Linked DNA regions of Homo sapiens: all the other regions are linked to region 3. A link is a loop called in an ENCODE intact Hi-C map of the cell type or tissue named here. Cell type or tissue: PC-9. All regions are shown on one strand. Each heading gives the region's core, and the rest is flanking DNA. Links, peaks and the distances in the headings are about the cores only. Region 1 overlaps LPP (LIM domain containing preferred translocation partner in lipoma). Region 2 overlaps LPP (LIM domain containing preferred translocation partner in lipoma). Region 3 holds the start of TPRG1-AS1 (TPRG1 antisense RNA 1).

Evidence for each region. A loop is a pair of places that touch in the nucleus more often than their neighbours do. Peaks named below come from ENCODE experiments on the same cell type or tissue, not always from the same donor. Only the 100,000 strongest peaks of a DNase experiment are listed, where the experiment ranks them.
Region 1: it touches region 3 in a loop (6-fold over the local background); 3 of 110 quality-filtered maps call a loop at or near these places.
Region 2: a loop joins it to region 3, with 15 times the contacts of the local background. A loop is called at or near these places in 12 of 110 quality-filtered maps.

Annotation. Positions count from the first base shown.
Region 1 is chr3:188,812,683-188,822,949 of GRCh38, forward strand. All of the region lies in intron 9 of LPP (LIM domain containing preferred translocation partner in lipoma), which reads left to right. Among named protein-coding and RNA genes, the nearest start is that of MIR28, 130 kb to the left of the region's middle. In PC-9, for the core only: no CTCF peak of the experiment used is centred there; a DNase peak (open chromatin) is centred at 5,099; H3K4me3 peaks cover 586 bases; H3K27ac peaks cover 2,498 bases.
Region 2 is chr3:188,876,222-188,886,488 of GRCh38, forward strand. It overlaps LPP (LIM domain containing preferred translocation partner in lipoma), which reads left to right. Exons shown (of 12, transcript NM_001375462.1): 12 at 1-10,267. Among named protein-coding and RNA genes, the nearest start is that of TPRG1-AS1, 66 kb to the right of the region's middle. RefSeq lists enhancers at 6,144-6,645, 6,646-7,145. In PC-9, for the core only: no CTCF peak of the experiment used is centred there; DNase peaks (open chromatin) are centred at 5,200 and 5,930; H3K4me3 peaks cover 371 bases; H3K27ac peaks cover 1,592 bases.
Region 3 is chr3:188,943,533-188,953,799 of GRCh38, forward strand. It overlaps TPRG1-AS1 (TPRG1 antisense RNA 1), which reads right to left and starts at 4,107. Exons shown (of 2, transcript NR_046873.1): 1 at 3,747-4,107. In PC-9, for the core only: a CTCF peak has its summit at 3,972; DNase peaks (open chromatin) are centred at 4,189, 4,549, 5,249 and 7,449; H3K4me3 peaks cover 1,305 bases; H3K27ac peaks cover 2,914 bases.

The sequences.
Region 1 (10,267 bases), core at 1,316-9,315, 130 kb before region 3:
ACTAACCCTAGAATGACATTTTTCCCTCATTCCTGGGTAATTTTTGAGATTTCCCCTCATGCCCAGGAGCTAATTATACTCTCTCACTCTCCCTCTCTCTCTCTCTCTCTCTCGCTGCAGCTTTCTGTATGTGTGTGTGTGTATTATATCTAAGAAATTTTACTCCAAACATCTAACATTCTGGGTACGGGTTTGATTTGGGGAAAAAATTACACTTTTTTTTTTATCCTTTAGCTTTTCTCCTTAAAAAGTATCAGTGAGGGCAGGGAAAGGGAAGGAGAATGGACCCAAACTAATAAAAGGATTGATCAGTGATTATGAACAAAATATAGCTTCTGTATTTCCACTCACTCAGTATGAAGTTTGCTATTATTTTCCCCAATTCCTGGAGCCAGTTATTGCAGCAAATTTAGCATTTGGAGCTTATAGACTCATGCTAGACAGACACATATAGAATTTACGAATCGAATTAGAAAAATGGTCTTTGAATAATATAAATTGTACTCCATGTATATTTTTATATATGAATGAACCTACTGGACTCCAGTGAGATTAGCAAATACCTTAGCTATTTCATTGCAATAAAAACCATTTTTCAGTCACTCATGTCCCTCTGGGTTCTTCAGTGATATTATTTGATGTATGCTTTATTCTGTGCCATTTATTGTACTGAGTATTTTGCATGAATGATCTTATGTAATCATCAGTAATCTGTTAAATCAGTATCATTATTATTCTTGTTTCATTGATATTGAAATATAAAAGTAGGTTATCATAAATTAAAAGGCTACGGGTAGTGATAAAATTTTATTCCAGGTAGTATCTCCAGAATATGAATTCTTAATCACTACTCGTGTTTATTCATTCCACATGTCACTGAATGCCTACTATGTCTAGCAAAGTTCTAGATTCTCTTGTAGTTGCATTACTCAGTTATTGGCTAGATAACCCTAAACACTGCAGAAAGCTGCACTCTGCCCCCTTGGGATTGCCTGGCTCCATAAGATTATTACCGTTGCTGAGTTTGGGGACCCACTTGAGCAAATCTAGCATACTTAAAAGGAAGTTTTTATTCTGGAGAAGTTTTGTTAACAAAACATCTATTGGCTGGGCAGAGTGGCTCATAACTGTAATCTCAGCACTTCGGGATGCCAAAGTGGGCAAATCACCTGAGGTCAGAAGTTTGAGACCAGCCTGGCCAACATGGTGAAACCCTGTCTCTACTAAAAACACAAAAAAATTAGGTAGGTATGGTGGTGCACGCCTGTAATCCCAGCTATTCAGGAGGCTGAGGCAGGACAATCACTTGAACCGGGGAGACAGAGGTTGCAGTGAGCCGAGATTGTGCCACTGCCCTCCAGCCTGGGCAACAAAGTGAGACTCTATCTCAAAACACAAACATACACACATACATACAGACCCACACACACATACAGACACACACACACACGTCTATTTAGCATCTGTCCCAGGCAGTGCTTCTCAATAGCATGTTAATAGATGCTAAAGGACCTTTAGTTAGGAGGTCAACTGGTCTACCTCTGTCACTTAGTAGACAAGAAGGTTGCCCTAAAATATACACTAAGACAGTATGCATTACAAAAAAGCCACAATAAGGACATAGCTTAGGAGAAATGTTATGATCTCTCTTCACCAGTCTCCTTATATGACACTGGTTCAATTCAGAAGTAGAGGTGAAGATAGTTAATATCCTAGGAATAAATGTTAAATCTCCCTTCCCCTTTCCTCACAGTATTATAGTCAATTCTCATAAGGAAATGGCCCTAAGTTACAACATTAAGCTTTTCTATTCACTTCTAATAACTGAAATTCCGCCCAACTGCCTCCTCACTTGAATTCCATGTACTTTTTTTCCAAATAAATTAAATGACTTTCTCTAAGTCAAATGCTATTAAAATTCTTGTTGTTCCTCAAACTCTGCTTTCTTGTAGTATCAGGTTTATTGTGACTTGAATGAGACTTATTTGTAAATGGATGTATTTTCCATTCCATCTTGCTCTTGCATACACACACATACACTGAAATTCAGACTTTTCTGCTAGCTCTTAGAAAACAAAAGCAATGTGTGATTCATGTGTCACCCACTGTGGGAAGTTGGATGTTGCATTGCATTTGTCTCTCAGTCTTAAAAGTCAATATGGCAAAGTCATTAGCGGCAGAGCCCAGAAGATATCCCTGCCCATGAGCTGTGGAGATCTGGACAAGTTACTTTACCCAACTCCAAGACTCAGTGAATGCTCTTATCCGTAAAATGGGGACAATGATAATATGTCTTCCTCCCTTTGGGTATTTGATGATTAAATGAGAAAACACGTCACACAGTCAATTCAGTGCTTCGCGCACAATAAAAGCTTAATAAATACTAGTTATGATTATGTTTAGCCAACATGTGTTGGCATCTGACACTAAATAAATACTTGTCCAATGGAAATGACCAGAATTTAGTGCCCCTAACACTTCACTGTAGTATTTGCCATATGGATAAGCAATCTTTATTATGCTATTTGGATTTAGTTCCAAAGCTAACCCCACCTCCTTATATTGAAGCCAGCTCCTAGGCCACCTGGATAACTTTTCTGGCATTTCAATGAACACACCAATACAATACAAGCATAATTAGACTTTCTGGATTTTAGATCTATTCTCAAGTATATATTGTATAGAGAACCAAGATGTTCAAGGACTGTAGAGCCAGTTATAGGTTTGGTTTTAAAGCACTTCATCTTAGACTCATTTCCTTTCTGGCTGATGTTAGTTAAAATAATATAAGCCTGGGCTTAAGATTGTATCTCTGAGTGAGACAAAATAATAGATGATTCTATCTCCCTTTAGAAAAAAAAGAAAAAAAAAAAGCAGCAGCAGCAGTAATTGACTCTTACGCTTAGGCAAGAACTCCACAATGGATTTGTTGGGGAAAAAAAAAATGTTTTCCTGCTTGTATGTGTTGGTTTAGATTTTCTGTTGTATGTGTGTTGTGAAAGAAGACTTTGGATAATTATTGCGATTTTCCAAGCAGCTGGTCTTCCAATGGCATTGTTACAGGGTCAGTCTATTTTCCTTTAATCTGACCATAATGTCATAGAACACTGGCTGTTTCTTTGGCAACTGTTCAGGGAAGACTAGCTGTTTTCTCTACCTCAAGCCAATGGTGGACTGCAGGCAGGTTCTCCTGCAAGCCACAGGGAAGCAGTTTTCATTACTGGGGTCTTTGTATCAACAAATCACTTATTTCACTGTGATTCTGTTGAGACAGGATCCGAAAGTAAATTTCATAAGAAAAAAATGATTATACATCAAGCTCAGGTGACTTTAAAATTTTTCCTTTACATTGAGTAAAGTTTCTGGCCACTTTTGACCTTTTTTTTCAAATGACATTATTGATATGAAATCAGAAACTATAACTGATAAACTACAAACTGCTGTATAGACACTTTTCTACACAATGGTCATTGCTTTTATTCTTTATCTAAGCCTGAATTGTAAGGCTTCCTTCTCTTTTTTTTTTTTTTTTTTTTTGAGATGGAGTCTCGCTCTGTCGCCCAGGCTGGAGTGCGGTGGCACGATCTTGGCTCACTCCAAGCTCCACCTCCCGGGTTCACACCATTCTCATGCCTCAGCCTCCCGAGTAGCTGGGACTACAGGCGCCCACCACCATGCCCGGCTAATTTTTTATATTTTTAGTAGAGACGGAGTTTCACCATGTTAGCCAGGATGGTCTTGATCTCCTGACCTGGTGATCCACCTGCCTTGGCCTCCCAAAGTGCTGGGATTACAGGCGTGAGCCACCATGCCCGGCCTGAATGATTCCTTCTCATCTTCTGGGAGGTTTTTCTGACTTGCTTTCTCAATTCCACTCTCTTAGGCAGAGCTTATACCTCCCTTCATGTATGTTACATGTACATGTATTGAGTCAGTGCATCCTCCTAATGAAACTTTTCCTGAGATCTCTCTTATTTACTTTCTTCCTTTTCTGAAATTCTCTGCTATTTAGATTCAGTGCCAAAGAAATTGACATTTTTATTTACTTGCTGAGGAATAAACAGAACTCGAAAGGATTTGGGAACCCAAGACCAAGTTTTATGAAATAACTAATCTTGTCTTCCTAAATACTATAAAAATCTTATATAATCCCTAATACTTAGCATAGTGCTAAGCACCGAATAGGAATACAAGAAATATTGCAATGATCTGAATTGCTTACAAAATATTGACAACAACTTCTTCATTGGTAAAGAAAAGCTGCTTTTGACCTTTTTTTCTTCCTCAAGAGTAAGTAGTGAGAAGCATAAAGTACCCAAGAGTTTCTTTGCCTTTTTGATTGTTGCATGGAAACAAGTATTTGCAAATAATTAAGATGGGAAAATTTGGCTCCTTGAAAAGGCAGGACTGCTTTCAGATATATTTGAAATGAACTTATACAGAAGCCAACATGGTTATCAGAGCAATTGGGTCTATTTCCTATCATCTCTTCATGATATCTTGTAAAAATGCCCTGTGTTGAGAGCACTGGTGATCATAGCAGTGGGGTTGGAGTAGAATCTGGTGCGTTTCTTCCTCTACAGATCTCCTAATAGCACTTGCCCTGTTTTCACAGAGCCTTATCAAAGTTTGATGTAGACTCCAGTGTGTAGTAGTGGGCAGTGACCTACCAGATGACCTCTTTGAACAAGAGCTAGTTTGAGCCAGTGTATAGCTCTGAATCGATGGAAGATCCATTTTCAAATTTCAAAAGGGCTGTTAAAACACTTAGTTCTGTATTATAGAGATACACAAATGGATATAACAAACTGGATGTCTCTTCTGCAGCTGTTTCAATTCGTATGCCATGTTTTCTATCCTTCTTGCTCCTGGCAATTTTCTTTCCTGAAGCATATCACACCTTCTTACATTTGACAAGCATTTTCACAGCTACTGCCACTCCCTGCTGCCAAACAAAACCCAGCCCTGTTTGAATTCTTGAGGGCTGAGGGATGGAGAGGAGACCTGTTTGACTTTGAAATGGTTTTAACGTCACTTTGTATACAGAACAAAAATGGAAAACCAGATCCTGTGTTTGTCTAAAAACTAAAATTTCAAAACCTAACCTGAGGTGGAGAAACAGATACTACAGGGCAAGGAAATGTCTGGGCTCACCGCAAAGGAATGCAGCAAGGGAACCACCTGCAGACACCTGTTTAAGAGTTTACGTTTTTGTTCTTCCACACGATTATTATCTTAGTATCTCAACTGGCTATACATGCTTTTAGGAAAGTTGCAGGGATCATATTCTAAGGCGTATCAAATATGTTCAGAGTGCAAGCATGAGCAGAATCTCTCCTCTCTGCTAGTGAGGTCCTGTAGGTCTACAAGTTACTAACTTCAGGCTTACAGAATGTTAGAAGTAACGGGTGCATATCCTGTAATCAATCCCGGTATTGAGCAAACAGGCACAAATGACACCCAGCAAGAAAAATGACTTGCTCAAGACACCACAGCAAGTTCATGGTTTTCTGAACTGAATTCCAAGTTTCATAACTTCTAATTAATCCTCCTTTTTTTCCCCCAGTACAGCTAATATGCTTTTTGTGAATAATAACATATAATAGGTGTAATCTGTCAGAACTATTTAATAGTTGATAGTATGTATCCTCAGTTTATTGAGGTTCAAGCTCTTCTGAGTATTATAATACTTTCTATTGGTATTTTCTCTCTTGAGCTATTCCCTACCTTGAATCTTTCAGACTAGAGATTTCAGAAGATTACGTAGTGTCTGTGACTTCAACTACACATGGATAGTCCACAGGACTCTGGACTTTCACGGTTCCATGTCAGTTGGACAGGTGTTACTCTAAGGCCCTGCAAAAATATAAAGTAGTTTGAGAATCACTCTCCTGTTAATCTTCAGTAAAATTCTGAGCTATTTATATGTGAGATTGAGAGGCAGCTTGGTAGGATGGAAAGAGTTTAGACTTTGTAGTTCTACTGCCCCAGGTTTGTATCCCAGCTTTATTTCCTAACAGTGTAGCCTTGGGCAAATTGCTTAACCTCTCCGAGGCTCAGTTTCTTCAAATAAAAAAATGGAATAAGCCTTCCCTTGCAGAGTTGTTAATATTATATGAACGTTATATATGTGAAGTGCCCAACTCCTTGCAAATACCTAATATACACCAGCTTCCTTCCCAGGCTTTTGCTGGTCAGATCTGGTTTCCACTTAACTTTGGCTGTTGGAAGATAAGATAATTTATTATGAAGATAATTGTCTGGTAATTGTCATGAGAATTCAGTTGATGATAATTGAATGATTTGTTTACCTTTCTGTCTAAAGAGTTGCAACTCATGGGGGTCGTGTGTGTGTGTGTGTGTGTGTGTGTGTGTGTGTGTGTGTGTGTTACTTACAATGTTTTTGCCATCTCTTCCTGTATGACAGTATTTGATTAGTCAGGTCTTAAAATGCTAAACACTTTATCCTTTTCTTTTAATTTCAATTTTAGATTTTGGGGGTACATATGCAGGTTCGTTACAAGATTGTATTGTGTGATGCTGAAGTTTGGGCTTCTATCGATCCCATCATCCACACTGTGAACATAATACCTGACAGGAAGTGTCTCAGCCCTTTCTCCCCCTCCTTCCTTCCTTCCTTTTGGATTCCCAAGTGTCTGTTATTCCCATCTTTACATCCATGTGTACCCAAGTTTTCGCTATAAAGAAAAAAAAAACCCTGAATACCTATTGCATGCCTCACTGTAGAGGCTACAGGATTCACAAAACAAGGCCCCATACCCTGGGCATTGATAAAAGGAAGGAAAAATGTAGCTTTCAAAAAAATGAAAATTGACTTTGTTGAAGGGTATTGTAATAGAATCATAAAACTGAGTGAGGAAGGAATGTATTCTAACTACACAATTAGGGAATACTTTGTGGAGGAGGTGGGTTCTGGATTTTGAAGACGGAGTATGATCTTTGACAGATGGTGTTCGGTGGGAATGAGGAAAAAGAAAGGTGAGCTTCAGCCAGGGATTGGAGGTGGAAAAAATGAACACATGGGTGGCGATGATTCAGGCAGAGGGGCAGGAATGTGAAGGAACTAAGACATAAAAGTAGAAAGACAGTTTAGGCCTGGTTTATGAGGGGGTCTTTGAATGGCAAACTCACCTTTGGTGGTCCACGGGAAGGTTTGTTAGAACTGCAGGAGTGTGCCCAAACCTATATGTCAAGCCACTAACTGCCAGCCATCAGTTTGAAAACCGAAGCAATTAAGATCGCTGTCCATCTTACCTGAAAGGGAAGCTTTGCACTCTAACTTGAAGTAGCCTAGAAATTTCAGAAGGTTACATAGTGTCTGTGACTTCAGCTACACATGGATAATCCACAAGACTCTGGACTTATTTTCACTGTTGTGTAATAGGGTTAGTTTTGTTTTTAGCAGATTCTCCCAAGGAAGTGTGGTAATCACATTTCTCAAACCATTACATTAACTGCTGTTAGCAATAAATTATTGCTTATGTGCTAAAAGTCAAAAAAAGCTTTTCCCCTTTGGAACTTCTTTACTATACTCCCTGATATGTTTTGCTGTCCTAGAAACTGGTGTTTGTGTGTGTGTGTTTGTGTGTGTATGTGTGTGTGTGTGTGTTCAATTGAGTCAAGAACAGAGGAGAGGAGACTCAGGCTGAAAATGTCAAGTTATTTTGAGTCAAATATTTGTACATTTACTTTGGAAGTTATCACTAAAAAACAAAAAGTGTGTGTCTCTTTGTGTCTGTATCTGTGTGAATCTGTGTGCACTCATTGGTATAAAAGGAGGAATACTCTTCTCAAAAGTACACACCAATGTTCTTGTCCAAAAGCCTACTTTCATATATGTGAATGTGAATTCCTACATTCTGTGTGTTTGCTTCTCCTCACTATAGCCCATTTCTAACATATCCCAACTTAATTTCCTAAATCTGTCCTATCTACATACCACAAAGTGCTTAACTGAGAAATTAACTTCTGTGTTACAGATAAATGGAAGTTAGATTAAAAGGATAATACATTTTCATTTTTAGTGTTCTTAAATAATCCTTTTTATTGTAAATAAATATAACGTTAACTCCGATAAGTCCAGACTACTTCACTGAGTTCACCACCGAAATGTTTTCACAAAATCAGCATCGTTATACCTTGGCTTTTATAAGAAGTTAGTATACGAAACTTGTATAGGAAAATGTCTCTGTATTATCTATGAAACTGTTAATAAATATGTTTTCCATCATGTCCATGTCATCGTTTACATATACGAGATGATTTCCTCTTAGAATTCATTCTAAACTTCTTTAACAGAAATTATCTTTTTTTGATTCATATTCTCCCTTTTGTCCTGGTTACCAGACAGCACAAGTGACCATCATGTTTAGATTTCTGATACAGTTCTCTCTTCCATTCCTCTCTGTAGCCTCTGATTTTTTTTTCAGACTTCAGTTGGAAAAATCCTAATGAATGTAACTTTTAGTTACAGGTTGAATTCTTTTGAATGTGTATATTTAAAATAAGTAATGCACATAGTTAAAAAGAAACATGTTTTTAAAACAGTGGTTCTCAATTATAGCTAAATATTTAGAATTATCTGGATGGTTTTAAAACTCTGATACCCAGGCAGCATCCTAGATCACTCAAATCAGAATATCTGGGTTTGGTCACGGACATCAGTATTTTTTTTTTAAAGCTGCCCAATGTCATTCCAATGTTAAGATTCATTGTTTTAGATATTCTTTATTATGATGTTCATCATTTTTACAGAAACACATTTCCAAAAGGATAAATTTCAAAATCACCTGTAAACCCATAATTTATTATAAGTCACTCTTAACACCTAAAAATAGCTAACCTGCTAACCTTTTTCTTTTGCTTTTTCCTTCTTCTTTTAAACTAAAATTACAATAATATATGTGCATATATAGTGAATGTATTCATTTATATATTAGACACAATTTACATATTTATGCTTATATATATATGGCATACATGTACACGTTACAATATGTGTATTTGTTTTATTCCAAATCTGTTTTATTCTCAGAGACATTTTCCCATATCTTCCCAGATATATTTTCTGAGAACCTGGTTTTTAATGCTTGTATAACATTAATACTTGTAGTTAGACCATTTTTTTTACTCATTCTTCTATTCTTACATATTAATGTTGCAGACAACATCCTTAAACAACTTTTGTGTGACTAATCCAATTTTTTTCCTTGGGAATAAATTATGATCTATTGATTTATTTCTATGTGGGCTGAATTTTGTCCATAAGAATGAAAATGGTAGCCCCCTAAGATGCTGTTTGCTCCCTGATATCTCATTTTTCTCTAGAATACGAAGGAATGGCTGTTTTCTGCTCTTCCTAAAGATTCAGGATGTAATAATATACTGTCACAGGTTTCAGAAGCATGGGACCTTGGCACCGAAAGGGTCTCTACTAGCTAAGTTGTCTTGGAAATGAGTGGGTCCACTTCCTCTTCTGATACAGGAAGAACAGGGAGGTCATTAAATGATGACGGGGCTCTTTGAAGTGAAATGAAGCAACATTGGAGGGTGTAGCATGTAAAAACTCTCTTCTCGGATACAAAAAAAATTGAGCTACTTGGGCTAGGAGAAGTGAGCCTGGATTTGGAGGCTTAAGGTTTCAGGAAGGTCTGAGACAAACTTAAGAAGAAATGCATCAAGAGGGTTGGAAGGGACAGACGATTGATGAGAGCACTGAAATTCCAGTGTGATTTGGGTCACCCGTGTGACATGGCATATATTTATGGGATACCTGGAAAATAAGGGAGAAACAAGACATCTATCTCTGTCACACTTTGGGGAAGTATACGATTAAGTTCCACACTCTGTGGTGGAAAGAATGTCCTGGAGGCCCCCAGTCTTTCTCACTGTGATGCCATGCTCATTTGATAACCTCATAAACACATTTCTGTTCTTATTGCCTTACCCATTCTGATGCACTGATCATTTTTTAGGCCATGTGAACAGGGCAGAGCTTGTCATTATGCCTGGGACATAGTGGGCATTCAGTAGGTGTTTGTTGAATGGAAGAAGCAGGCACAATCACAGCTTTCCCTTCTGGTGATCTGCTTTATGATACAATTTCCAGGAATGCATTGTGTCTAAAATTGGGGACCATATGTACAGGAAATTCTTTCTTATGTCAGTGTGAAATCCCTCCAAAGTAAATCCCCCTTTATGGTTTTTTATTGGTGTTTATTCTTTTTTAATACAGAAAACTGTAAAC
Region 2 (10,267 bases), core at 1,323-9,322, 67 kb before region 3:
CCAATTAAATTTATTTTACTTGAATAGGAATGATCATAAAAGTGATTCTTTTTTTGTGACTAGAAATTCTTAAGCCGATGGTCACTATAGCTCATCCTTAATGTATGGCTCATTTGCTTTTGTCACTAAACGGTTTTGTGTTAGAACCACCAAAATTATAGCTTTTAAGAGCTTCCTTTGACCACTGTCTTTTTCTTACCCTAGTTCTCTTATCTTTGATCGTATATTTCTCATAATGTGAAATATGATGAGATTCACTTAGGGGCAGCATGTTAGTTTTGGGAGGCAATGTCAACTGTGTCTCTGAATTCCTGTCTTCCAAATTGAAGCCAGACCATGCTGATGACCTCAAGTAGCACTGACTATTTGACAATAGGGCTGATAATGTAATCGGCTTGAATTTTGACTTAGTAACTTTTTATGTAATACTTTCGGAGAAATTCTCTTTAGGACAAAGCAGAGAGTCCAATTTATTGAGGGATAGATTGTATCTCTTAAAGTGGTCATATTATTATTAATTTTGCCAAAAGAAGAAGAATTTATTGAATATTTATACTATAAAATGCAGTAACATTCTACTTGCTTATTACATTTAAATCCTTGTGTAACTGAATGTTTACATGTCAAGAGGAAAAGCTGTAAGAAAATGCTGTCACAGACCCATCCCTGTGGCATCGTCAGCAGAATACTGCTTGCTTACAATCTTTATTATGCATTCTTATAACATAACCTCAGAGTATCTTTACCAAAGGTTTTTAAAGTAAATCTCTTTTTAAGATAGACTTATTCTTTTATAATAATGAATGTGCACTCATACATATGTAGAAACATTTAGATTTAGAGTTTTTTTTTTCTTTCACAAGGTATAATAAGGAAAGGATCCTACAATATTTTATTCTAGGGTTTCTTAAATATATGATTTATATTACTGTCTTTTCTATTAATCATTTGATTTAAACAATGCCAAGTCACTCTTTTTTAGTTGCATGAAATTTTGCCTGCAACAGAGAGAAAAAGATTGTATTACTTTAATGATTATAATCATACTGTCTGCTGATATAATATCATAATTGTTGTGGTTTAAATACATAAATAGTAGAAAAATCAGAGTCTATAACAGAAAGTTTGTAAAAATATACTGATTTTGAAAAGTATCAGGAATATAAATATTTGGTAATTCTGTGTAACAAGAGAGACATGGAAAAGGAAAAAAATCCACTATATCATGGGCTCTGCAGAACATATCAAAATAGGATTTCTTAAATTTTTCAACCCCCAGACCATACTGACTCAACATGGAGTCTCACTGGCCAAGAAAATTGCCTTTAAAACTCGAAAATAAGGCCAGGTGTGGTGACTCACACTTGTAATCCCAGCAATTTGGGAGGCTGAGACAGGAGGATTGCCTGAGGCCAGGAGTTTGACACCAGCCTGGGCAACATAGTGAGACCTTGTCTCTACAAAAAATAAAATAAAATAAAAACCAAATTAGCCAGACATGGTGGCATGCGCTTGTTTAAAAAAACAAATAAATAAATAATCGACTCAAAAATAAGTCATGTGTCCCAGCATAAGGCATCAGGTTGTTAGATGCTGGCATCTCTGCAGCTCAAAGATGTGGGTTCTTTTTCTTGTCATTAACACATTGTTATTTCTGTAGGAGCAACTTCTCTGATCAAAATTACTTTTCTGGGTATGTGCTGATTAAGGGGGTGGACTTATCAACACTATAATTGTTCCCTATGAAAGATTCCACAGAGATGTTTATGGTGAGGTTTAAAGGATATGAAACTCTACATTTAAACAAGTATTTTATATTTGGGTACAGAGGAAGAAAGAGAGGGCTTTTTCCATGGGGCTATAGTAGAGAGTTAGTGGAATATAGACAGGACTCTGAAAACACAACTTCCAGCCATTTTTTTAGTTAGTAAAAATCCTATTAATGTGAACCAGCCAGGAATAACAGTGTTATTTCTATTGGATATGGTTTGGGCTTCTCTTGTCAAATCTGTGTCGGCTGCCCCCTGATCCTTCCATTATCAAGTTTTGAAGGGTGTTGGGGAAATTATGGCAGCTGCTAGGGAGATCAGGGAAACACTGATGTAACCTCAAAGCCTCTCACCATTCCTCTTGGCTTGGAAAGGCTTTATTTTTTCATATACATTTCTAGAAATATTGCTATTCTACCTTAGTATTTCACATTTGTAGTTCAAACAAGCGATTGTCCATCTGTTGCCTAGAGCTATAGTACATGTGTGTTATGAATGAAATATGACAGCATGTTCCATACCCCTGCTTTAGCCATCTGTGGGAAACCAGCAAACTGAAAAAGACACCTCTGCAAAATGTGCCTCAAGTCCATTTCTTGGGATCGCTCGTTTGGTGCACTCTCGTGGGAGACAATCAGAGAACAACATATACTTGTGCCTTATTTTCAAAGAATCTATTTACACTACTATGAATATTCCACTGAAGAGTCAATGATGTAAATGATAACCACCAAATCTCAAAAATATACTCACCAAAAAGTAAAAAAGTAAAAAAAAAAAAAAAAGAAAGAAAGAAAAGAAAGAGAGAGAAGTCAACTTTTCATCTTAATATATTCTAGTAGTATTTATTTTTTCCTTGTCTTGGAAGTATCTCATAGGTCTTTAAATGAGTAAAACATTTTTATGCCAGAAGGTGATATAATGGATGTTAGTGTTTTTTATTTGATTTTACAGTAGTTTTAGTCAGATAATGAGGACAGAGACTTCAACTTGATTCTTTACCACCATTCAGCATATTTTTTAATTGTCTTCATTGTATTTGCTTAATAGTGGTCCAGACAAGTTCAAAACTTGTTCTCAGTGAGGCATTAATATGGTGCAACCATGAATATTTCAGGCCAAGTTATTCACTTGACAGATAACTAGAATGAAACTTTTCTCATGAGGCTGTTGTTTGGTTAGCATAGCCTTATTTCAAACCTTAAAAAGTTACCTGACTGAAGCTACTATGACTTGGTAAGGATTCTTCCTCTCTTGCTTTCTTCCTCCCTTCCTTTCTTCCTCTTCCTTCCTCCTCTTCTTATTTTCTTTCCTACTTTCCATCCTACCTATTAGTGTTGCTGTACTTGGATTTTTTGTAAATTAAATCAATGCATTATGATTTTAGGGAATTATGATTATATTCATAAGGGGAAGGCTACCAGAAAATATATGTGGCATCCATAAAATCTTCTTTTATAGGGGCATATTTTTTAGGTTGTATTTATTCGTAAAGTGAAATGAGATAATAGAGTCTTTCTGTTTCATGTTAATGAATTTTCATCAGGGACTGAGGTCATAGATTCTTGGAAAATTCATTTGTGACTGATCTAGTTTTCTCAGCTGTATGCAAAGTAATCTTTCAAAGACTAGGTTAAGATTTTTTTTTTAAGTCTGAAGCAATGTAACCCCAAAAAATTATAATTTTAATGATGGCATTTTATTTTATTCCATTGCAGCTTGATAACTTTCCTTATAGCAAAGGAATAACTATTGTATTTTCAGAATTTTAACACAGATTAACACTTAGCCTGTAAGACTAATAATATATTGTAATAGTTGATACTAAAATATTTTTCAGCAGGTTGGACAGCACCAGTTTTTCTTAGATCACAGACTACAGGCAGAATTTCCCTTCAATCCAGAAAAAAGGACACTAATTTCCTTTTCTATTTAATTTTCCTGGCCCTTGTGCAAAAAATTGTGGACTCTATCTTAGTTACAACATGCATGTCCCTTATTTTGTGGAGAGCTGTGTGAAAGATGCGTTTTTTTTCTTTTTTTCTTTTTTTTTTTTTTGAGACGGAGTCTGGCTCTGTCACCCAGGCTGGAGTGCAATGGCACGATCTCCTCTCACTGCAAGCTCCGCCTCCCAGGTTCACGCCATTCTCCTGTCTCAGCCTCCCGAGTAGCTGGGACTACAGGCGCCTGCCACCACGCCCGGCTAATTTTTTTGTATTTTTAGTAGAGATGGAGTTTCACAGTGTTAGCCAGGATGGCCTCGATCTCCTGACCTCGTGATCCACCCGCCTCGGCCTCCCAAAGTGCTGGGATTACAGGCGTGAGCCACCGTGCCCCGCGTGTTTTTTTCTTTAGCTGATTGACAGGTCCCCTTCAAAGTTACAAAAAAAAGTGCTAATTTTTGCTGTTAAATTCTGGTTGTTATTTAATTGACAGAAGTCTCTTGATGCACGAATAAATATCTCTACATCTAGCCTTTGTTAAAAATAAAAATTAATATTCTACAAACACCTACATATACTAGAGAGGGGTGAAACACTGCAGCTAATTCCTTTATAATACTTTCAGATGATTGCATTAAGCCTTTCATGTTATGTGGCATTGTTAATTTTTCCTAGATACCCATCCACTTAAGGGCCAGAGAAATCCTTATTCATTTAACTCTGGTGGGCATTTATGTAACATACCCAAATAAAAACGTTATTAAACAGCCACAATCGCATTCAGTCAACTTGGCACTGAATGTAGCTTCTAAAATCAGTTCTCTACCCTACGAATGGAATGTTCTACCAAGAAAGAGAAGCATCACCATGTCATCTTGTGTTCTACACCACTATAGAGAGTTACAGTTGCCCCCAAACACGAATGCTATTCCCAAATAAAATAGAATCATGCTTTGGGAGGCCAAGGCGGGCCGATCACGAGGTCAGGAGATCGAGACCATCCTGGCTAACACGGTGAAACCCCGTCTCTACTAAAAAAAAAAAAAAATACAAAAAATTAGCCTGGCTCAGTGGCGGGCGCCTGTAGTCCCAGCTACTCAGGAGGCTGAGGCAGGAGAATGGCGTGAACCCGGGAAGCGGAGCTTTCAGTGAGCCGAGATAGCGCCACTGCAGTCCGGCCTGGGCGAAAGAGCGAGACTCCGTCTCAAAAAAAAAAAAAAAAAAATAGGATCATGGCCCTTTTAAAGATCTGAATCTTCTCTGTTATTTTCCTGATGAATCACCATCCCATATCTTCTTAGTCCTGGCCAGTATGTAGTTGCGCTCACATACGTCTATTCTAGCTCTGTAGCTCCACAAAACAAGTCTTAAGTCCAAATCTTTGCCTCTTCATGTCTGATATCACCAACTCATTCAGCTTTTCTTCACTTATTGACATAGTGTCATGTCCTATCACTCTCTGCTGCTTCTTTAAACAGTGGACACAAACATATTTTCTAATTTTCAGTGTACTCAGTGAAACTTGGCAGTTCACCATGAGTCAGGCTAGGTTGAAAGGCTTTCTTTAGGGTTGAAAGTAAACGAAATTGGAATCACCCAAAGAGAATTTCCCCAAAAAACCTCAGACCCAGAAGTGTAAAAGCTACAGAAGGATAGAACTCCCATGTCTACAGACAGTTCTGTTACTTTTTGTTCTGTACTATTTTGGATGTTGCCAAAATCAAATTCATCCTGAAAACAGGAAGCAAGCTAATGCATATGCCATCCATGAGATTCCCACTTCTGGGTCAGTTCATATTCCATTCAACCTTTTCCTTTTATCCTTGTCTTCTTCAGAATAAGACATTTTTCCTCCATATTTTCATATTAAATATTAACACTTTATAGGTTCTACTTTAATATATGGACACTTTACAGGTTATACATAAATATTTGCTGGTTGATTGATTTCGAGATTCATTCATTCTGTGCTCAAATATTTGTACCTAGAGACGTTACATGTTAGAAAAAGTGAGCAGCTTCTTTCTCTAATCATTTAGGAGTCCATATTTTTCTTTTCTTTTTGTTCTCCCAACATCCTTATCTCTTACTCAGCTCTTCAATTTATAATTACCAAATAATCACTGTTAGAGAATCAGCCCCTAAGTAACTTTGATTCTGGCCAACTGTAATAAGATCCAACCACTTAAATCTGTACTTACTCAATAGGAAGGAATGTGACATCAGGAAGAGTCATTCCAGTGACATTAGTAAGACTTTATGGAGTACATAAAATTTGATAAGAAATCTTGAGCTGATTCTTTGACTTGATTTAGAAGTTGAGAAAAGAGTATTTAAGGCACAACAGGGAAACATGGGCTATACTCAGAGAAGACCCTCTGCATTGGCCAAAATATCATGGATTCTGGAAATTCCTTCTTAACAGAAAAAAAAGGCTTCCAAATAATCAGGCTGAATGGGAAGAAAAAGGCATAGAGGAAGCCTGAGGAAGTATTTACTTGCTTTTCCCATCTCTTTATAATTGGAAGAGAAGATGATCTGCCAAAATATAACCCAGCATGCACAGTATGGACAGGAAGCAGCCCTCCATGAACTTTATTATCACAGAATATGAGCATTCTTATTGATCCACAGCTACATCTTCTATTCTTGCAGCAAGGGTACATGTCCTTTGACCCTCCACAAAAGAACAAGCAGGACATCTCTATTTTCCTATTGAGTCTGAGTCCATTATTAGAAAGGACTTCCCAGCCATCTTTTCTACTTGGTATTAAAATTCCCTTACAGATTCATTGCTAAGTGCCAATTCTTTTTTTTTCTTTTGAGACGGAGTCTTGCTCTGTCGCCCAGGCTGGAGTGCAGTGGCGCAATCTCGGCTCACTGCAAGCTCCGCTTCTCGGGTTCACGCCATTCTCCTGCCTCAGCCTCCCGAGTAGCTGGGACTACAGACGCCCGCCACCGCGCCCAGCTAATTTTTTTTGTACTTTTAGTAGAGACGGGGTTTCACCGTGGTCTCGATCTCCTGACCTCGTGATCCGCCCGCCTCGGCCTCCCAAAGTGCCAATTCTGACTCTACTTAAACATCACCTGTATCAGGGAGCTCATTATTCCTTGAGGTCTTACATTTCTTTCAGCACATTTTGTTCCAAGCTACACGACTTTAAAACAGAGCCAGCCTTTGGGGCATATGTTCTCTTTGGTGCCACACAAAACCTGTAGTACATGATACAGTGTTGCTTCCCCCCTCCTTTTCCTTCCATATATATTTGTTTTGTTTTGGGCATTGCATTACTTTTTTGAATTTTTAAGAATCTCTAAAATTAGTCTGAAGGATGTTCTGAGGGCCAGACATTAGAATTTGTGAGTTTTTTTGTTGCTGGTTGTACTTTCCTATTTAGAAGACAGACCGTTCTGACAGTTGTTGTGTAGCTTCATGCCTTCCCCAGTAACTAACCCATGAACAGTACACCCCTTTTATCTGACTTGTTGATAATGACCTTAAAAATGTTAGGAAATGGGCCGGGCGCGGTGGCTCGTGCCTGTAATCCAGCACTTTGGGAGGCCGAGGCGAGCGGATCATGAGGTCAAGAGATCGAGACCATCCTGGTCAACATGGTGAAACCCCGACTCTACTAAAAAAAATACAAAAATTAGCCGGGCGTGTTGGCGGGCGCCTGTAGTCCCAACTACTTGGGAGGCTGAGGCAGGAGAATCACCTGAACCCAGGAGGCAGAGGTTGCAGTGAGCAGAGATTGCGCCACTGCACTCCAGCCTGGGCGACAGAACGAGACTCCGTCTCAAAAAAAAAAAAAAAAAAAAAAGGTTGGGAAATATTGGTGTATAATCCCCATGTCTAACAAGGAAGAAGTCAAAAGCAAAAGATAGTGGTATTGCCGAAAACTCATTATTTCTAGTTAGTTCATCTGTGGAAAAGGATATCGTTCTTGAGGAGAGGGGTTCTATTATGCTATAGTTTTCTATGGAAATGTACAAATGCTTTCCTCATTGCTCTGGATGACTATTTAGTTTAAATAATATACCTTTGTCATGGGGAAGACCATGATTGTGGCTTCTTCTACCCCAACTTTGAATGAGAGAGCACTGTAAGCAGAAACTGCCATCAGTCTCCTGGGCAGGACCTGGAGGTAACTTTCTGAGCTGTAAAATAGTAATTCCTAAGAGAGCTTACAAACTGCTTCCACACAGAAAATAGCGCAGGGAGGACAGTTATTAGTACCCCTATTCTAGAAGAGAAAGCTGAGGCTCAAGCCATTAAGTGACTTGCCAAAAGCTGTGACATAGCTGGGAAGTGGCAGATTTGGGGATATAACCAGGTCTTGCAAGTCCAGTGCTGTCTCCAAGTAGCCACGCTCACAGCTGAGAACACCTTAGAGGACAATATCGACTTCTTACAGACTACCAAGCCCCCAGTCATCCAGGGAAATTCAGAGACCAATTGACTGCCAGGTGGCAAATCCACATGTGTACTGCGGTCTTTAGAGATCATTTAGAGCTTGCACACATCTGTGTCTTCTTGTGGGAAACCTCTAGGTATTCTGTCTGATCAGCACTGTGAGGAAGTTGGTGGGAAAAGGCCACTGATAAGAACAAACAATGGGCAGAAGGAAGCACATTGCAATAAATTTCCCCAGAGAGAGTTCCTTTACATTCCATTCACCAAAAACCTCTCTGGAACTGTCAGGTTCAGAATATCAACCAAGACCATATCATTTAGAATTCATTGGCATGTAGAGGTGACTCGATTCCTAAAAGAAGCCTCTCTCCCATGAACCACGATGTACGTTCCACAGAGGCAGAAACCGCCGTAGGTTAGCAATGCATTTTAGTCTTTCTCTCCATTCACATTTACTGAGAGCACACCACGTGCATGTTGCTGCAACAGGCATTTCCGATAGAGCCGATCCATGAGCTAACAATGTCTGAAAACAAATGTTATGGAACTGTTGGCATTTCTGAGATTTGGCCTTTGCCATTTGATAGACTTTGCTTCCCAGGATGCTGTCATTTTGTGATTTTTTATAATTACAAGGAATTTGGTACCATGTTGTTTTCAAAAAACCTCCTAGAAAGTCTCCATGTATGCTCTAGAAGTTGCTCTACGTAACAGTTCAGCAAGCAAGTGTTCCTTCTCTTGAGCTGCGTCCCTCAGGAAGCTGTACCTTTAGGGTGTGCTTTCCACTTTTTATTTCCTCTCATTTCACTCCTTTCATTGTTTGCTATATCCTAAAATATGTGAAGTGAGAGAAAAAATATCATTTCTTCTCATTAAATCTCCTGCATTAAATCTAAGAATCCTTTAAAATAATCACACCTGATAAGTGTTTTATGCATTTCCCTCCCTGGAGTGTTATCATCCATCAAGCCAGTATCATCATCCACCTGCTTATTCCTTGGGACTAATGAGAGCCAAGTTAAATAGCAAATGACTTCTCACCCCTTCCTAGTCCTCATGCCTGAGGAATAAGGGCGACATTAATGGGAGCGGGAGAGTGGTGGCTTTGGTTGAGATGCACGTTCACAGACTAGAAAAGTGCCTCACCTCCATGGTGTATATGTGCCACCTTTTCTTAATCCAGTCTATCATTGTTGGACATTTGGGTTGGTTCCAAGTCTTTGCTATTGTGAATAGTGCCGCAATAAACATAAGTGTGCATGTGTCTTTATAGCAGCATGATTTATAATCCTTTGGGTATATACCCAGTAATGGGATGGCTGGGTCAAATGGTATTTCTAGTTCTAGATCCCTGAGGAATCTCCACACTGACTTCCACAATGGTTGAACTAGTTCACAGTCCCACCAACAGTGTAAAAGTGTTCTTATTTCTCCACATCCTCTCCAGCACCTGTTGTTTCCTGACTTTTTAATGATTGCCATTCTAACTGGTGTGAGATGGTATCTCATAGTGGTTTTGATTTGCATTTCTCTGATGGCCAGTGATGGTGAGCATTTTTTCATGTGTTTCTTGGCTGCATAAATGTCTTCTTTTGAGAAGTGTCTGTTCAATACTATGCAGCCATAAAAAATGATGAGTTCATGTCCTTTGTAGGGACATGGATGAAATTGGAAATCATCATTCTCAGTAAACTATCTCAAGGACAAAAAACCAAACACCACATGTTCTCACTCACAGGTGGGAATTGAACAATGAGAACACATGGACACAGGAAGGGGAACATCACACTCTGGGGACTGTTGTGGGGTGGAGGGAGGAGGGAGGGATAGCATTAGGAGATATACCTAATGCTAAATGACGAGTTAATGGGTGCAGCACACCAGCATGGCACATGTATACATATGTAACTAACCTGCACATTGTGCACATGTACCCTAAAACTTAAAGTATAATAATAATGAAATAAAATTAAAAAAAAAAAAGAAAAGTGCCTCACCTCCCTGTGAGGCTTGATGAATATTGTGGCCAGTGAGTGGAAAATGATTCTTGTCGAATAGACAGAGTATTCCCACCCCAGGAATGGATTAATAGAAGACACAATTTGAGCACTTCTCAGAATTATCTAGTATGCCTGAGTAGA
Region 3 (10,267 bases), core at 691-8,690:
AGTAGCTGATTTTTATGGAGCACCTACTGTATATCAAGTCTGTGCTAGGCACTTTATATCTTATTCCTTCTTAAAAATAACTACTTCACAGATGAGAAAGCTGAGGCATACAGAAGAAATGTGCTACTATGAAAATATTATGAGATTTAGAATAAGGCAGACTTGGGTTCAAACTGGCTCTACTACTTGCAACTTACACAGCCTTGGGCCAGTTTCTTAGCTGTCCTAAGCCTGGCACAAAATAAATGCTCAGTAATGATGACTATTGTTATTGCAGAAGATCTGGGTTCTTGCCCAAGCTTACACAGCTAATGTACAGTAGAACTGGGATTTAAATCCAGATCTGCTTCTCTAAAACTACCCTCTTTTCAGAGAAATATGAGTTCTCTCTTAAAGAAGTTGTCATCATGTATGGAAAGAGCACTAACATTAAAATGAGAAGGCTTCATCCCTTTCTGCCATTCTCCATCACTTATGTGATGGGCAGCCATCAACAAGTCATTTCCTCTCTCTTTTTCCTCAGTTTTCTCTTTTATAACATGAAGGAGTGGAATTAGGTAACCTCTAGGTTCTGTTTGTTCCAGCCCTGGAATCCTGTCCCCTTGTTCAAAAAACATAGCACTAAATTGCCTTTCCAAGTGGAATGACAAAAGGCAATGACATTCATATTTTAAAGAAGGCCAGGATAGGACAGTTGGCACAGCTTCTATCAGCAGTTTGTCCCAAACCCTTAACAATGGAAACCAATTGGATTTCTTTTCTGTTTCCCAACTTGAGCTGGGAAGGGAGCCAGGCCATAGAAGGCTTTAGAAGACAACAAAATCAGTTGCCTAAACTCATAGCTCTCTCGGGCAAGTTTCTTTGCTTCTCTCTCTCTCTTCCCTTTCATCCTTCTTTTGTTTTTTTTTAGAGAGGGAAGACTAAAACCAGAAGATGGGTAATTAAGATAACTAAGAGATAGAGAGTCACAGGAAGGGTTTTATTTCAGCTCAAGGTTTCATTTTTTTTCTTTCTTTTCTCCCCAGTTCTTTCTGATTTCATTTTCTAAAACTGCAGCACATATATTTGAGGGATCATTAAAGAAGTCCTGCATTCCTGCTCAGTGAATTTTAAACTCTTCTACACCACCCTGGGCTACCTGTTTACTGAAGTTAAAGGTAGGAACAACCTTCTTGGAGAAACCTTTGTCCACGTTTGGATCACTGTGGTGGTCCTCTTGGCCTTGGGGTCAAAGAAGCATTCACTTGCTCATCAAGTCTTTATCGAGCTCCTACTATGGATGTCACTGTGGTAAGCCCTGGGACAAGTAAGAAAGGAAAGGCTCCTGTTCCCATCTCTCATGGAGTTTATAGGCCAACGTAAAAGATGAAACACAAGTAAATACACAAATACAACATCTAGGAGGTGCTACAAAGGAGCTATGAAGCTACCCTAGCTTCTGCTGCCTCATAACTGGCCCCAGAGCAAAATTTCTCCACTCATTATCATCCTGAGACTGTAGCACATCTGCCCTCCATGTCATCAGAGAGACTCACCTGGCCCTGCTGAGCTTGCCCTGGCTCCCTGGGACACCTGGTCTCCTTGCTTAGCTCCCAGTGTGCTTTCTCATTCTGCCCCTGCTCATTCTCCGCCGGCACTATGTTCTCTGAATGCTGGCAAGCTTGCTGTTCTCTAAATCCTCCCTTTCTTTTCCTGCTTTTGGGTCTTTGCTCTTGCTGATCCCTTTATCAGGAACTTCCCTCACCTCTACCTCCACTTGTCCAAATGCTACCAATTCTTCCAGGATCTGTTCATGCTCCTTTACCCTCACTGCAGCCATCCTGAACCCTTCTCCCCACCTTGGGGAGTATCTGCTTGTTCTTCCCTGGTGCTCATGGCATTTGGTTTATTGTGCTAATCAGAGCGCTCATCATCCACTGACTGGTATTACACAGTTACTTGTGTATCTGTCCTAGGCCCTTACCTACTTATCTCCAACCTAAAGGCATGTCTATTATTTCTGCATCTCAAATAGAAGCAGACACAGTTAATGCAAAACCATATTATTGAATAAGTGCTCAGTAATGATGACTATTATGCACTTGAGACTGGAGACCTAGGACAGAGACAGGAGCATATCTGGATTTAAATCCCAGTTCTACTGTATGTTAGCTGTGTAACCCTGGGCAACTTTATTTATTAATAATAAAGTATGTGAGCAATCTTATATCACTGTACAGAGTGCTCATATATGTTATCCAGCTTAATTCCTAGAACAACCCTGTGTGAGAAGAACTACTGAGTGCTGACACTAGTCATAGTGCTAGACTCATAGCTGAATTCAGATTCCAAATTAAGTAGCCTGATTGTAGATACAACCATTCACATGCGAACATTTTGCTTTTTTCCTGGCTCAGCACTGCCAGTACTGCTTCTTTGAGGTACAATTATGCCCATTTTACAGATGAGAAAACTGAGACTTAGAAAGCTTAAATAATTTGTCAGTATTGTAAAACTACCTATCTTTGTTATCAGAGAAACATGACTGTGACCAACCTAGGTATATACAATTTTCCACAGCCATGTGAAAGTTTTATGACTCTTTAACATTTCTGGTTGTCTGCTATGCTCGGTGCATTGGGCTGGCTGGACCTTGTATATGTTGGGAAGAAGGAGGACTTACAAAGACTAAGATACAGTCTTTGCTTCCAAGAGGTAAATAAAAAACAACTAAAATATTCTATCATCCACACCTATTCCCTCTCCCTTCTTTTTTCAGCATGTTACTGGATGCTGCCTCTTTATCCATCTGCCCTGGTGGAGATCTTGAGGTTACAGGAATAGCCAAGAGAGACACAGGCAGAGTTAAGTCCAAAGCAGTCAGCAAAGGTGGGGAGACATAGATGGGTCCAGGTGGTAAGTAGGATTGGCCTTGTTATTGGAAGCTGAATGTAGTTACTGGACTTGGAGATTTCGGTTTCTAGAGAAGACAGCAGCTCTCCATGCCCAGTTTAATACTGTGGATTAGCGTGGGAGTGGCCCCAGACCCACAGGCAGAAAAGGCCAATGGTCAGAGTGGAGATCCTCAGGACACTCCAGGTGTCTGAGGGAACGTAGGTTTATCCCTCTTTATTACTAAGTGGATTGCTGCTCCCCCTTGCAGGCCAAAGCATGAATACTGGACATAGCCCACATCGAGGGTAGAGAACTTGGTTTTGGCTCTCAAGTCGACCACTCATCAGCAGATGACTGTGAGCAAGTCACTTCCTCCCTCCAAGACTCCATTTCTACAGGGATTCCATAAAATGGGCATAAGAATTTTCACTGTGCTCGTATGGACTGGATTAGGCCATCATGTGCATTAACACACTTGGCTGTGAGCACTAGGTGCAGCCAAGATGCTGATGGGAAAGAAAAGTCTAGGTTTTGCCCCCTGCGTCGTTCCTCGTGACAGGATTATGCTGAGGGAGGGCACATTAGATTGACTCACACATACTGAAATGGTCATAGTTATTGAGGTTACCCAGTTTCCAGGCCTGAACTAGTAAACCCAGCAATGAGAATCAGCCAGCATTAGCAAGTTTTCCGTGTGGGAGTGGGGTGGGGGTGGGGACTGGAGGGAGCAGGCGCTGAACCAGGAAAGGAGGAGGATGCTCATCATTGGCTAAAGATCCATGCCTGGAAATTAACGGCGTTAAAGTGAGACTTGCTTCAGGTTCCAACCCGGTAAGGCAAATGGAGAGGCTGTCAGGAGACCAGAAGTTTACCTCAGCTATTGCACCGACGCACCACGTGCTCTGGTGCACATCCACCGCCTCTTCCTGCCTCAGTTTCTCCTTTTGTAAAACAACAGCTTGTAAAGGCCTGGGGATCTTCTCATCCACGGGAGTTTTCTAAGGATGCAGGCGAAAGAGGTAGGAAAAGTACTCTGTCTCTGTCCTGGGTGTTCGGGATCAAGGCCTTTTGAACCAATTCCGGAATCCGCCACCGGGCGGTGGTAGGAGAGAGCCAGAGGATTCGTCAGTAAGTGTGCGTGCGTGACAGAGGGCTTTTAAATAGATCGCTTTGTATCTAGCACGGTAGCACCTGCTTCTAAGCTTCCAACGGCAGCTCGAGCAACGCGATCATTCAGAAGCGGCCGCTTTCCATTCACGTCTATAATTAGCGCGCAGGCTGCAGCTCAGGCTCGAGCTGCAAAGCGGGGCGGCGGCCTTGTGGGCGGGGCCACCACCTCCTAGCCCCGCCCCCTTCGAATTCCACCTTCCCAGCCCTTCCCAGCCAGGAGCCTCCTGCAGCCTCCTCCCCACCCCCACTGTCTGTCCTCGCCCTGGTTCTGGGCTTCGCTCTCGGCGCTCCAGGATTCCTGGACGACAGGGCCCAATCGTACCCTCACTCTGGGATCACTCTTGTGCAGTAAATAAGCACCTTGAAAGATGCATTCCAGGAGGGCAGCTATATTTAGAGTGGCATCCTCCTCTCCTCCCCGCACGCTCCTGCGTCCCGCCCTCTCCCCTCCCCGCCCCGCTCCCCGATGCCCCTCCCAGCCACCTCTCCCTCTTTGTCGCATTACATAGTAATCTGAGATGCACTGGATGTGCTCCAGGGAACAGAATGTACTTGGCAGAGACGCGGGGCTTGATGTCTGCAAAATGTCGGAAACGCAGCCAAGAGCTGCTAACTGGGTCATTAACCTCCAAAAGCAAAGCGAGGACTGTAAGGCCCGCTCTGCCTCCCTTCATCTCGCCAATAAAAGTGCCTCAGTGTGAGGGGGAAGAAAAAGCCCAAGGTTGACTGCTTTGATTTCTAGGCACCAAAGGCAGGCCCGTCCTCTCGTCCTGGCCCAGGCCCCAGCCCCTCCGGGCCAGCCCCTGCGCCACATCAGAGTTTACAAGTGACCTTTGAAAGGCTCAGCAACCCCGCAGGGCCATGCTTGCGCCTCAGCAAAGAAGTTACCCAGCAGCCGTTCCCTACCGCACAGCCTTGGACACATTTTCTTGGGTCCAGGAGGAGTTAAGGGAGTGGGGGTGAGTAGGGGTGAAAGGAGAAGGTTCCAGGTCCTTCACCTACAGTGAAGGGCTCTGCTGTCTCTCCCCTCCTCTGCTTCTCTCCCTCTTTTTCCTCCCCCTCCTCTTTCTTCTTTCTTGTCTTCCTCCTCTCCCTCTTCCACTTCTTTCTGAGAGCAGGCTTTGAGGTAGGTTCATGAATACATGGCCTGGGTCCAGGGGATTTGCATTCAAGCCGCTTGCAGCTCTGTTACTTGCTATGTGACCTTGGGTGAGTCACTCATTTCTCTGCTTTTAAATTCCCTTCTTCTCCATTGTTCACCACAATAACACCTTCCTGACATACATCACAAAACAGTGAGGCCAAATGAGAAAGTCTTTCCCTGACCGCCTTGTCTTTCACCCCTCTGAAAGCCCTGAGGTCCAAAGTGCCTCTGGCCTTGTGTGTACTCCTGGAAAATAGGAATACAAGTGGTCTCACCAGAAAGATTCAAACGTTTGAATGTTTTCAAGGGGATAGCCCCTAAAATCCACCCTCTTCAAGTTTTCTAGCCCTGTGAGGTTGCCAAACAGACACTTCCCCCTAATGCTCCAACCCACTTCTCCAGTGGCTAGAGAGAGAAAGTGACCGGTACAGAAACCAGAAGAGGTTGTGCAGTTCCTCAAATGAGACTCCCTTCCTTGTTGGAGGGAAGACAGTCAGCCTGGTAAGACTAGCAGCAGCCCACGAGATGTGGGTCTGAGCAGTCTCAACAAAAGTCCAGGATGAGGAGAATGGAGATTTGTGCAGCCATGCTGATAAGAGGAGGAAAGCTCGCTCCTGGTGCTCTCTAGGAAATTAGAACCAAGCCCAGCCTGGCATCAGCACCCTTCCTGCCTCATCTCTCGTTGGTCTTACCACTCCTTCCATGGCAGCCACATCAGATGGGTTCTGGCTGGTCGCGGTGCTCCATGGACGCCTCCTGCTTTCCTGCCACTTGGGCCTTGGCTGAGATGTCTTAAAAAATTTTTTAAACTCATCAGAATTTGATGGCCTCTATTTGGCCTATCTCTGCCACACATTCAAATCTTTCACATCCCTCAAAACCCAGCTTCAATGCCATCTCCTCTATTTAGATGTCACTTCTTTCTCTTTCAGTCTCAGTACACCCAGCCAGCCTTGGGTTATGCCATTTTTGTGCTTGCTAGATCCCTCTTATGCCATAGAGATTTCTCTGTGGATACAAACTCTGCTGTTGATCTCAATACTGATGGCTAAGGTATATCATAATACATCATAAATACATCCTGGTTTGCCATCTCAGTTTATGACTTTGTCTTGGTATAATATAAAATGTACCTTATGGCTAAGGTACATCATAAGGTACATCATAATACATCCTGATTTGCCATCTCAGTTTATGACTCTGTCTTGGTATAATTAGTTATTAATAGGTCCCTCCTTCACCTTGAAGTTTTTGGGTTTGGATGATAAATTATACAGTCACCTTACTGAGGGTCTCTATCCAAGTACATGGTACATTAGCAGGGGCTCAGTAAATGTGGCAAAGTACCTTAAAGGGCATTTAAAGGATCTTTTATACCCAGGTCACTGGGGCTCTCAGCCCTACCCTTTTCACTCCTTTTCTGGAGGCAGGCTACCATTTGTTCCTCTTCTCTCAAGGACTGCAGAATGACCTATGACCACTTTCTTTTTGACAAGCCTTTCCAGGATTTCAAAATGCTCTGACCCAACAAGAGAAATCACTTACCACAATCCTACCCCTTCTTCTCAGCCCCTAAACAGTAGAACAGCCACTGGATATTGGAAATAGGTATCAGACACTAGAGAAGGTCAGAACACAGCTGGTGCGATATATCATTTCCAGCCTCAACTGGACTTTTGGCCTTGCCCAATTTCTTTTTTTGTTTGTTTGTTTGTTTGTTTTTGTTTTTGAGATAGAGTCTTGCTCTGTCACCCAGGCTGGAGTGCAGTGGCATGACCTCGGCTCACTGCAACCTCTGCCTCCTGGGTTCAAGTGATTCCCCTGCCTCAGCCTCCCGAGTAGCTGGTACAGGTGCCCACCACCATGCTTGGCTAATTTTTGTATTTTTAGTAGAGATGGGGTTTCACCATGTTGGCCAGGCTGGTCTCGAACTCCTGACCTCAGGTGATCTGCCTGCCTCAACCTCCCAAAGTGCTGGGATTATAGGCATGAGCCACTGCGCCCAGCCAGACTTGCCCAATTTCTTTGACAGTCCAAGTTTTCAGAATTGCCTCTATTTACACAGTTGCCTTAGGAGAGGATCACAACTTGGAAAGCTTGAAGCTTCTTTATTATAAACTATGTAGTTAACATTCTAGGTTCTGTTCAGAGGTCAGAAAAGATAAGGTCTCTTGTGCTTTTTCATCATAATAAAAAACTTACTCAAAAGTCAGCCTGTTGGGGTGAGTGTTTGTTGACTTTTTAAACAAGATATCAAGCATTTGGAAGTAACAGAGGCAATACGCCCAGCCGTGTGAATGGAGCTCTAGCTTCAGCATCAGGAAGCCTGGGTCGACGTCTCCTCCTCTGACTCATTGCTTGCTGAAACATGAATCATATGCCCTTTCTCAGCACTGGGTCTCACTTCCTTCATCTCCCCTATAAAATGGGCGTATTTGCCATTCCTACCACACAGGAGGGGGCTGAGGCTTTCAGAGTCCTTGCTAATTACACACAAAAATATTATTAAAAGTAAAAATAAGCCATAGTGTGATTTTGACGCTCTGAAGAGGCACACGTGGAGGGTATGCGAAGCCATTTTATGACCTTGCTTCGTTTCTGGACATCCCAGTTCACTGAGAACAGGCTCTCAGAACGTGGGAATGGGCAGGAGAATCCATGTTGAGATGGAGATGCGAATGAGTCTGGTCTGTTTACGTGGGAGCAGGAGACCTTTGAGGAGATCACTCGCCAGCAATCAAGAAGAAGAACATGGAGACTGGGATGGAAACCCAAATAAGGCTATTCTGTGGAGGGCTCTGATGCCAAGGCTGGGGTGTTTGGACTCCCTTGAGGGTTATGGGAGATCAGTGGAGGTGACTGAGCAGGAGCATGGCACGACCCACAGTGTGTTTCAGTGAGACACTGTTTCATGGAGGGGCAGAAATGGGAGCTGGGGTCTGTCACCTTGTAAGCAAATGGCAGCTCCCCTCTGTCTGAGCTTCAGTTTCTCATCTGTTAAATAGATGGGTTAAACAGCAAATTGGTCTAATATGCTGTGATTCTATACTAAAGAACATGAGGAAACAGCTTGTCATATTGACGTGTGTGTGTGGAGGGTGTGTGTGTGTTTGGGTCAGGGGAAGAGGTGGGAATGCGGTAACTGCTTTGTTAGACACAAAGCCAAGTCCAGAGACCTTGTTCTTTAGGGAGGAAGCCTGAGCAGCCTCACGATCTCTAGCAGGTCTGAAGAACTTTCTGGGTATCTTTCTTTAGGCCACAGCACAGCACATCTGCACTTTAGGGCCTGGCCAGCGACCTCTGTCTAGACGTGTCTGCTGTCTACTTCCTAGTTCAGCTGAGAGAGCTAATATTTGAAAAGACTGGCCAGGCGCAGTGGCTCACGGCTGTAATCCCAGCACTTTGGGAGGCCGAGGCTGGCGGATCACCTGAAGTCAGTAGTTTGAGATCAGCCTGGCCAACATGGCGAAACCCTGAATCTACTAAAAATACAAAAATGAGCTGGGCGTAGTGGCAGGCACCTGTAATCCCAGCTACTTGGGAGGCTGAGGCAGGAGAGTTGCTTGAACTCGGGAGGCGGAGGTTGCAGTGAGCCGAGATCATGCCCTTGCACTCCAGCCTGGGTGACAAGAGCGAAACTCTGTCTCAAAAACAAAACAAGACAAAACAAAACGAAAGACTGCATAGGGGTTCTTGCAAACTAGCTATTTCTCAAGATATTTCAAATCTGTCTGTATCTTCCTATTAAATTTTCAGGAAGTTTTATATCAATGAGGACTACATGGCTTGGAGGCCCCAGAACTCTATCTTCAAAGTACAACTTGATAGTACACCTCCGACACTTACCAAGGTTTGCTGTAACATTGGTACATAGAAGAGCCTTTATTATAATGGTGTTATAAAGATAGCATCTGTTAAGTTGCTTTATATAAAGTTTCAGATGGAAAATTCATCAGTGAACTTATATAGTAAAAAAAAAATCATTAAAAATTTGGGTGGATCTACTTAGGTTTAAGTATAACTGCATTTGTGCTCCTGTTTTATAGTTGGGTTTAAAAATACTTGTGATTTTTATTATAAGCTTCCTCATATATCTTTTCAAGTAGGTTTATGTAAATAAGTAAGTAAGTAAATAAATAAATAAAGGTTCACTTGGACCCAAGTTAGTGCACGAAATGAAGAAATAAATCCACTTACGAATGGTGAACTGACTGAAGCCCTCCTAAGATGTTAGTTCAGGCAAAAGATCCAAATTTCAGAGCATCACAAGAGACAGCAGATTCCACTGAAACTATTACCTTACTGCTCCTATATATGAGGTGAAGTTTTGTGTGAGAAGGATCAAAGAGATTGTGATCATCTCTAAGCAGTGCAAAAATCTAGTGATGAGCAGGAGGAGAAAATCTAAATAGTTCTGGTAGAGATATAGGGATTAGTAAGTGAGGAGGTTATATGCTGGAGGTTACATTTAGCCTATAAAAACACCATAATCCAGGTTTATTCTACCAATTACTGTGTGGCCTTGAGATCTACATTTTAGCATTTACTAAATGATAGGGAAGAGCAGTTGAGCTCTTAAGCTTCTTCTAGTGCTCGCTTTCTATTTGCCCCAAAGTCAGTCTACACTGAGTGACTGATCAAACTCCACTTCCACCTTGGATTCCATAAACCAGCTAAGAAATAGATACTCTCTTCCTCACCCTTAGCCCCACACCACACCCCCACTGCTCATGACTGGAGGGCATATGTCGATTGGAGGGAAGGATGCGACTGGAAGTCTCTGAGAAGAGCTCTTCTCTTCCCTCAGGGACATGTCTATTCACTGAAGAATGACATAATAAATGGTCAGCTACCTTTAACCTGCCTTCCATGGATTCCCTGAGGAAAAATTAAATTACTGTTCTAATATGCTACAAACGCACAGACTCAAAATGTAAAATATGAAATGAATCTGACAGGTTATGTGGTTTAGCTCCCACACTTGATGGACAGAGAAACTGAGGCTTGAAGAGACGCACCCAAGGAACCTGGCCAAAGACACAGAGACAAGAAGTCTTGGAGCTAGGGCTACAGCCCAGA